3 separate regions of the Homo sapiens genome follow, and regions 2 and 3 are each linked to region 1. A link is a loop called in an ENCODE intact Hi-C map of the cell type or tissue named here. Cell type or tissue: gastrocnemius medialis. All regions are shown on one strand.

Region 1 (2,500 bases):
GTCATCCTGACATATGACAGTCCCATTTTACACTTAAAAAGTGAAGGGACTTGCCCAAGGTCACAGAGGTAATAAGTGACAGTGGAAATCAAACCCAGTCTGTCTTTTTTTTTTCTTTTCTTTTTTTTTTTGAGACAGTCTTGCTCTGTCGCCCAGACTCCCAGGCTACGGTGCAATGGCACAATCTCGGTTCACTGCAACCTCCGCCTCTCAGGTTCAAGTGATTCTCCTGCCTCAGCCCCCCGAGTAGCTGGGATTACAGGCGCTTGCCACCATGCCTGGCTATTTTTTGTATTTTTAGTAGAGATGGGGTTTCGCCATGTTGGCCAGGCTGGTCTTGAACTCCTGATCTCATGATCCACCTGCCCCGGCCTCCCAAAGTGCTGGGATTACAGGCGTGAGTCACCACGCCTGGCCCTGAGTCACCATGCCTGGCCCTGAGTGTCCTTTTAATACACTGGTTTGGGGGTTTTTTTTTAGAGTTTGGGTCTTGCTCTGTCACCCAGGATGGATGGAGTGCAGTGATGCAATCATGGCTCACTGAAGCCTCGAACTCTTAGGCTCAAGCGTTCCTCCCACCTCAGCCTCTCGAGTAGCTGGGACCATGGGCATGCACCACAATGTCTGGCTAATTTTTTATTTTTTGTAGAGAGAAGGTCTTGCTATGTTGCCCAAGCTAGTCTCAAACTCCTGGTCTCAAGCCATCCTTCCACCTCAGCCTCCCAAAGTGCTGGGATTACAGGCGTGAGCCACTGTGCCTGGTTCTTCTTATATATTCTTAAAGACTCGCAGGTCATCTAATCGTAGGTTGTTTCTTCGCTGGCCTTGGGCTTGGGTGTGCTCATGTTCCAACTTCCTGTGGTCACTCTTAGCTCTAAGTAATTACCGAGCTTTCTTCCTTTCCACAAAGGACGCTCCAGATTTGGCAACTAGCAAAGGTCAGGGGGGTTGGGTTTCTTCAGCAAGAATGACACTGGCTGCCTCTCCTGCTACCTCTGGGCTGGGCAGGTGGCAGCTGCCCCCACTGGCAGGGTGCCCACCACACTCACCTGCCAACACAGATGTGCCTGCATCTGAGGGCTGTCCAAGAACAGGACTCCCTATTTCTTCAGGAGGGGCCAACTGCAACCAGACACCATGAGTCCTTGGAGGTAAAGGGAGTGGGTGTCCTCCAGCACCCTGGCCCTGGTCCTAGGACCAAGCCTTCCATAACCCAGGGCCCGCGCCTGTCCTCAATCCCTGTGGAATGTCTGCGTGCAGCAAATGAAGGCTTGAACTGCCCTGGTTTCCTTCTGATGTTCCCTGCAGCAACTGATTTTAATATGCACATGTGCCCTCTCCCTTCGCTCCTTCCTGCAGGAAATGGTGGTACCGTCCAGCATCTGTGGGCTGCAAGAAAGAAGAAATATAACACCAGACCACCTCTGGCATTAATGAACGGAGATGCTTTCCAAATGCCATCCCTCTCTTTTTGTTTTTGGTTTTGGTGTGTGTTTGTTTGTTTATTTTTAAGACAGAGTCTCGCTCTGTCTCCCTGGCTGGAGTGCAGGGGCGCGATCTCTGCTCACTGCAGCCTCTGCCTTCCAGGTTCAAGCAAATTATCTTGCCTCAACCTCTTGAGTAGCTGGGATTACAGATGCCCGTCACCACGCCTGGCTTATTTTTGTATTTTTAGTAGAGACGGGGTTTCACCATGTTGGCCAGGCTGGTCTGGAACTCCTGACCTCAAGTGATCTGCCCACCACGGCCTCCCAAAGTGCTGGGATTACAGGCTTGAGCCACCGTGCCCGGCCACCATTCCTCTCTTTCTGACTCCACCTTGGAGACCTGTGAGAGCAAATCTCTTCCTCTCTCTGTGCCAAATCACTCTCCTTGCCTAGGGAGTTCTGTTGGGTGGGTTGTGGTGTGCTGGGGCTATATAGGAGCGTCTTGGTTTCCTATCACTCAGACTCCAACTTCAAGTGCCTGAGTGGCTTGGGGGCAGGACTGGAAGAGGTAATTTTGACTTCTCTCCATTTCTACAAAGATTTTCAATTTCTTTAAGCAACTCCACTTCTATTCACTATCCTTCTGAAATCTAAATTTGGTAACTAAGTTGAATCGATTGCATTTCTTCTTATGACAGAGCTGCCCTGGGCTCACAGGGATACAGCTCTGCTGTGCGTCCTGCGTGTGGACTCTGAGGAGAGGAGAGGGTGTCTCTAAGGCTTTGAGCCTGCGAGGGGCAAGTGAAGCTCCAGACCCCTCCATCTCTTTCCCCTTACTTATTAGGAAAGTGCTGGACTCCTGGGAGGAAGTACCCTGGTATTCCTGAACCTGGCTCTGCCCTTCCCTAGCTGTGTCACCCTGGAAAAGTCACATAGTATCTCTGTTTCTCACCTTTCTCACCTCTAAAATGAGAGAAATAAGTAACTTCCTCAGAAAGTGACAGAAACATGATAGAAAGCCAAAAATCACATAAAGAAGAATTCTAACAAGAAATCCGTCTGTCTCTAGGTCC
Region 2 (2,500 bases), 170 kb before region 1:
TCTTGAAATTAATAAGCAAATGTAAATAAAAGGATAGCTTGGGGGACAACTTTTGCAGTAAATGACACGACAAAAGTGTAGACAAAAGTTATGCGAACCCAGACGAAGGCATGGTTTTCTCTCCTTGGTCTCGGCAGGGAGCATGCATGGCTTCCTCAAGGAGATAACATTTGGATGTGGTCTCAGAGGGGTGGAAACTCCTTCCCAGCAGAAGGGAAAGCGTGTGCCTCAACTCACATAAGGAAGAAGCAAATTTAGCAGGGAATGAGATGGGAGGCAGGTAGCTGGGCAGGATGGCAAGGCTGGAAAGACAAACAGGAATTAGACTGCCAAGGGTCATGGATTTATTCACTGAGTCACAGTGAACCAAGAAAGGTTTTGAGTAGGAAAGAGAAAAGAAATGATCAGGTCTGGATGCAATGACAGCATAAAAATGACTGACAAGAGTTGGAAAAATGGCACTGAAGGGAAAAAAGACTAGGTAGAGGGTGACATCAGCTGTCCAAGTCAGACTCAAAAGGATTTGAGCTAGGACAAGTGGTGGATAGAGAGTAAAAAGAAATGAGCTGGGCGCAGTGGCTCACATCTGTAATCCCAACACTTTGGGAGGCCGAGGTGGGCAGATCACCTGAGGTCAGGAGTTCGAGACCAGTATGGCCAACATGGTGAAACCCCGTCTCTACTAAACATACAAAAATTACCCAGGCGTAATGGTGCTTGCCTGTAATGCAGCTACTTGGGAGGCTGAGCCATAAGAAATCCGTTGAACCCAAAAGGCAGAGGTTGCAGTGAGCTGAGATCGTGCCACTGCACTCCAGCCTGGGCAACAGAGCTTGACTCTGTTTCAAAAAAAAAAAAAAAAACTAAAGAGAAATGAAAGGCACTTCCAAAGCAGAGCCCAGAGCAGTTGCTGGCTTGTCTTCCCCAATACCTGTCACATCCCTTTTCTCATTGCATCCATGTTTATTTATCTCGTGCAAAGTGCCTGAAGCTGCAAGGTTCTGGGGATACAGAGGGGCTCTTGATCTAGCCAGGGGGACAGACAATTCCAGAGGAGCCTAACAAAGAGAGGATGCTGAAGATGTAAGTCCTAAATCAAATGGAGGGAGGGCAGTGAATTTGGTATAGAATGTTCGAAAAATCCTATTCATTCCCTCCCTACTCCTGAGAAACACATAGTGATCCTGTGACATCAGCCCCAATGCCTCTTTTGAAAGCAGTTCTATAAAAGGCAATGCCAAGGAATGAGAATGGAAACCGAACAGTCTGGGTGTGGGATGACCCTTGGCAACACGGGTGAGATCACACCCTGCCTTGGTCCCGGCACTGGCAGCCAGGATCTGCTCCCACCGAGCTGCAATCCAATGCTTCTTTCTTCCTCTGCAAATATCCTTCAAGGCTTGACAAATGTGAGTCACCACGACAAGAATAGTGCCATTCCTAAATAGCAGGTCTTTATATACTTTGTTTCCTTGCTCCTATTTGCTACTTTGTCACTAAGCTTTCCAGACAACTGCCCCCATGCAACAAACTCCCCTCTGACCCGGAGCCTTCAGACTTCCCAGAATTGGATGAAATGGAAAACACACAAGACCCCTGAATCAGGCTCAATGAGGCACGTCCCACCTACCCACCTGCTGTGCCCCTTTTCTCCCAAAGGTCTCAGTGTGGCCTCTTTCTAATAACCAGAAACTGTGATCTAAGCATCCCAATGAAGTAACCTTTACAATCTCCCAGAGCCAGAGAAATGCACAAATGAAAAGAAAAAAAAAATGCTTCACTCATAAGCATTGTTCTATTCTAAAAATAGTGCTCTAACCAATACTCACCAACCACTTGGACTTCAGATTTAACTTCTCATTTTCTGGTTCCTTCTAATGAGTATGCTTAACTTGGTAGAAGGAACCAGAAAATGAGAAGTTGAGTAGGAACTCTACTGCTACTCCAGAGACAGGTCTTAACGGAGCACAGAGTGGGTGCAACCAAGGAAGACTTCCTAGAGGTGGGGCTATGAAGACCAGGAAGTCTTCCTCGATTGCATCCACTCTCTGCTCTCTTAAGACCTGTCTCTATCATAGCACTTGATAAGCTGTATTATAATTTTCCGTTTAGATGCCCGTCTCCTCCAACAGATTGTGAGTTTCCTCTCTCATGGCAGAAAGTGGGTCTTATTGCCTCTGTAAGCCAGCACCTAGTGTAATAACATATACCCAGCAGGGTAAAACGTATACTCAAAAATGTGACATAAACCACAATGAGATACCACCTCACACCCATTAAAATGGCTACTGTCAAGAAAACAAAATAACAAGTGTTGGCGAGGATGTGGAGAAAGTGGTACCTTGTGCACGGCTGATGGGAATGCAAAATGCTGCAACCCCTATGGAAAACAGTATGGCGGTTCTGCAAAAAGTTAAACATAGAATTACCACAGGATCCAGGAATTTTACTTCTGGGCATAAACCCCAAAGAAATGAAAGCAGGGACCAGGGGTGGTGGC
Region 3 (2,500 bases), 470 kb before region 1:
TACTCGAACAGACTAGATTCTAGTAAGAGCCCCAGTCTTGACCACCTGCCAGGCGCATTCTGATCTTCACCACTGACAAAGCCCCACTCTCTGATGATCTAAGAGTGCCCTCCCATCCCACCCAACTGGGAGCTCGTCTATAGGCACATTGGTTCAATCTTACAGACACTCAGTCTCGCCCAACTAAGAACCACATTCAAAACTGGGATCGAGGTTTCTGAATCCAAATTCTGGGCTTTTCCTGCTGCCTTGTGCTACACCTGCCCTGGACAGAGGTGGGCAAGACGACACCTCCTCCCCTGCTATCCTCAGGGGAAAGCTCCTTCCTTTCCTCCTGTCAAGCCGAGTGGAGGCTAAGCCTCTTCTCATGGTCTCATTCATTCAGAGTTCCTTGGAGAGAAAAGAGGTTGATGCAGAGTAAAAAGTAAGAAAGCACTTTGAGGCCGGGCGCGGTGGCTCACGCCTGTAATCCCAGCACTTTGGGAGGCCGAGGTGGGTGGATTATTTGAGGCCAGGAGTTGGAGACCAGCCTGGCCAAAATGGTAAAATCCTGTCTCTACTAAAAATACAAAAAATTAGCAGGGCGTGTTGGCATGTGCCTGTAGTCCCAACTACTTGGGAGGGTGAGGCAGGAGAATCCTTTGAGCCCAGGAGGCAGAGGTTGCAGTGAGCTAAGATTGTGCCACTACATTCCAGTCTGGGTGACAGAGTAAGACTCTGTCTCAAAAAAAAAAAAAAAAAAAAAAAAAAGTGCTTTGCTCCTAAAGTGCAGATAGAAAAAGGGCACCAAGGTGCTTTAATTTACTGCACAGGCTGGAAAAGCCACATCTGGGGCCCATGATCTCAGTATCAGTGACTCGGAGGTCTCGCTGGCAGATGGAGGGCCAGGGACATAAGTGACTCAGCCTGGGACAAGGGGAGCACAGCAGGCTAGCAGAGTGGAAGCCAGTCTGGATAAAGTCCCAATTGAGCCACTGCAGCTAAAATTAAATATGACAAATGGCCTGTTCAGTTACATTAGGCACTGGCAATGGGGCCTCTGCAGGCTATGTGCTGAAGCGCTGGCCTTGTCATCTCCCCAGCAGCCTCCCAGTCAGGGCTATATTCCTTCCACCAAAAGCTGCCACAGTGGTGCTGGAAGATTCTTGCCAATCACGCTGGTCTTGAAACAAGCCACCTTGGCAACAAACAGTAATCCGTGTCCTTCTTGAGGAGCACTAGAAATGTGAGGCTGGACATCATGGGCTGAGTATCCCTTATTCGAAGTGCTTGAGACCAGAAGTGGTTTTTTTTGCTTATTTCCCTCCCTTCCTCCCTCCCTCCCTCCCTCCCTCCCTTCCCTCCCTGTTTCTTTGTTTTTCTGTTTCTTTCTCTCTCCTCTTTGTTTCTTTCATTCTCTCTCTTTCTCTATTACTTTTTTCTCTTTCTCTGTTTCTCTTTCTCTGTTTCTTTCTCTTTCTGTTTCTTTCGCTCTCTCCACTTCTTTTTCTTTCTGTTTCTTTTTTTCCTTTCTCTTTCTTCCCTCCCTCCCTTCCTTCCATCCTTCCTTCCTTTCTTCCTCTCTGTCTCTTTGTCCTACCCTCCCTTCCTTTCTTTTTTTGAGAAAAGGTCTCACTCTGTCACCAGGCTGGAGTGCAACAGTGTGATCACTGCTCGTTGCAGCTTTGAACTCCTGGGCTCAAGCAATCTTCCATCTCAGCCTCTTGAGTGGCTGGAACCACAGGCATGCACCAATATGCTTGGCTAATTTTTTGTAGAGATGAGATCTTGCTATGTTACCTAGGCTGATCTGCAACTCCTCAGAAGCATTTCAGATTTTGGATCTTTTCAAATTTGGGGATATTTGCACTGTATTTAACAGGCTGAGCATCCATAATTTGGAAATCTGAAATCCAAAATGTTCCAAAGAGCATTTCTTTGAGTCATATCTGTGCTCAAAAAGTTTCAGATTTTGGAGCATTTTGGATTTCAGATTTTTTGGATTAGAGATACCCAACCTGCTCCCTATGACTTCTTGGCTCTCTCCAGAAGGAAAATTTGGGTTGATCCAACTTAATGTGATCACAAAAGTTTGGGGGATTAGGGCTTTTGTTTTGTTTTGAAATACTAACTTTGTTGGTGACAAGTCTAAACAGTTTTATCATAAAATCCTGCACTATGAGGACTAAAATAAAAAGTAATAGGTCTTGTAGTGAGTGATCCAGATCTGAAACAAATCAGAGTTCTTGACTCTCCATGTTATGAGTTTTTTGTGTGTTTGTTTTAAAGAGACAGGGTCTCACTCTGTCACCCAGGCTGCAATGTAGTGACTCGATCATATCTCACTGCAGCCTTGAAATCCTGGGCTCAAGTGATCCTTTTGCCTCAGCTGGGACTACAGGTGTGCATCACCATGTCCAGCTAACTAAAAAAAAAAAAAAAAAAAATCATAGAGATGGGGTCTCGCTATGTTTCCCAAGCTGGTCTCGAACTCCTGGGCTCAAGTAATCCTCTTGCCTCA

The links. A loop is a pair of places that touch in the nucleus more often than their neighbours do. Peaks named below come from ENCODE experiments on the same cell type or tissue, not always from the same donor. Only the 100,000 strongest peaks of a DNase experiment are listed, where the experiment ranks them.
Region 2: it touches region 1 in a loop (3-fold over the local background); 4 of 110 quality-filtered maps call a loop at or near these places.
Region 3: a loop joins it to region 1, with 3 times the contacts of the local background. A loop is called at or near these places in 3 of 110 quality-filtered maps.

Annotation. Positions count from the first base shown.
Region 1 is chr7:71,139,004-71,141,503 of GRCh38, reverse strand. The region is part of intron 1 of GALNT17 (polypeptide N-acetylgalactosaminyltransferase 17); the gene reads right to left. Among named protein-coding and RNA genes, the nearest start is that of GALNT17, 8.1 kb to the right of the region's middle. In gastrocnemius medialis, no CTCF peak of the experiment used is centred here; a DNase peak (open chromatin) is centred at 1,073.
Region 2 is chr7:71,307,108-71,309,607 of GRCh38, reverse strand. The region is part of intron 1 of GALNT17 (polypeptide N-acetylgalactosaminyltransferase 17); the gene reads right to left. MIR3914-1 (microRNA 3914-1) reads left to right here and starts at 1,838; the gene lies at 1,838-1,936. It overlaps MIR3914-2 (microRNA 3914-2), which reads right to left and starts at 1,934; the gene lies at 1,840-1,934. In gastrocnemius medialis, no CTCF peak of the experiment used is centred here; a DNase peak (open chromatin) is centred at 1,327.
Region 3 is chr7:71,613,719-71,616,218 of GRCh38, reverse strand. The region is part of intron 6 of GALNT17 (polypeptide N-acetylgalactosaminyltransferase 17); the gene reads right to left. Among named protein-coding and RNA genes, the nearest start is that of MIR3914-1, 310 kb to the right of the region's middle. In gastrocnemius medialis, a CTCF peak has its summit at 1,038; a DNase peak (open chromatin) is centred at 938; H3K27ac peaks cover 2,480 bases.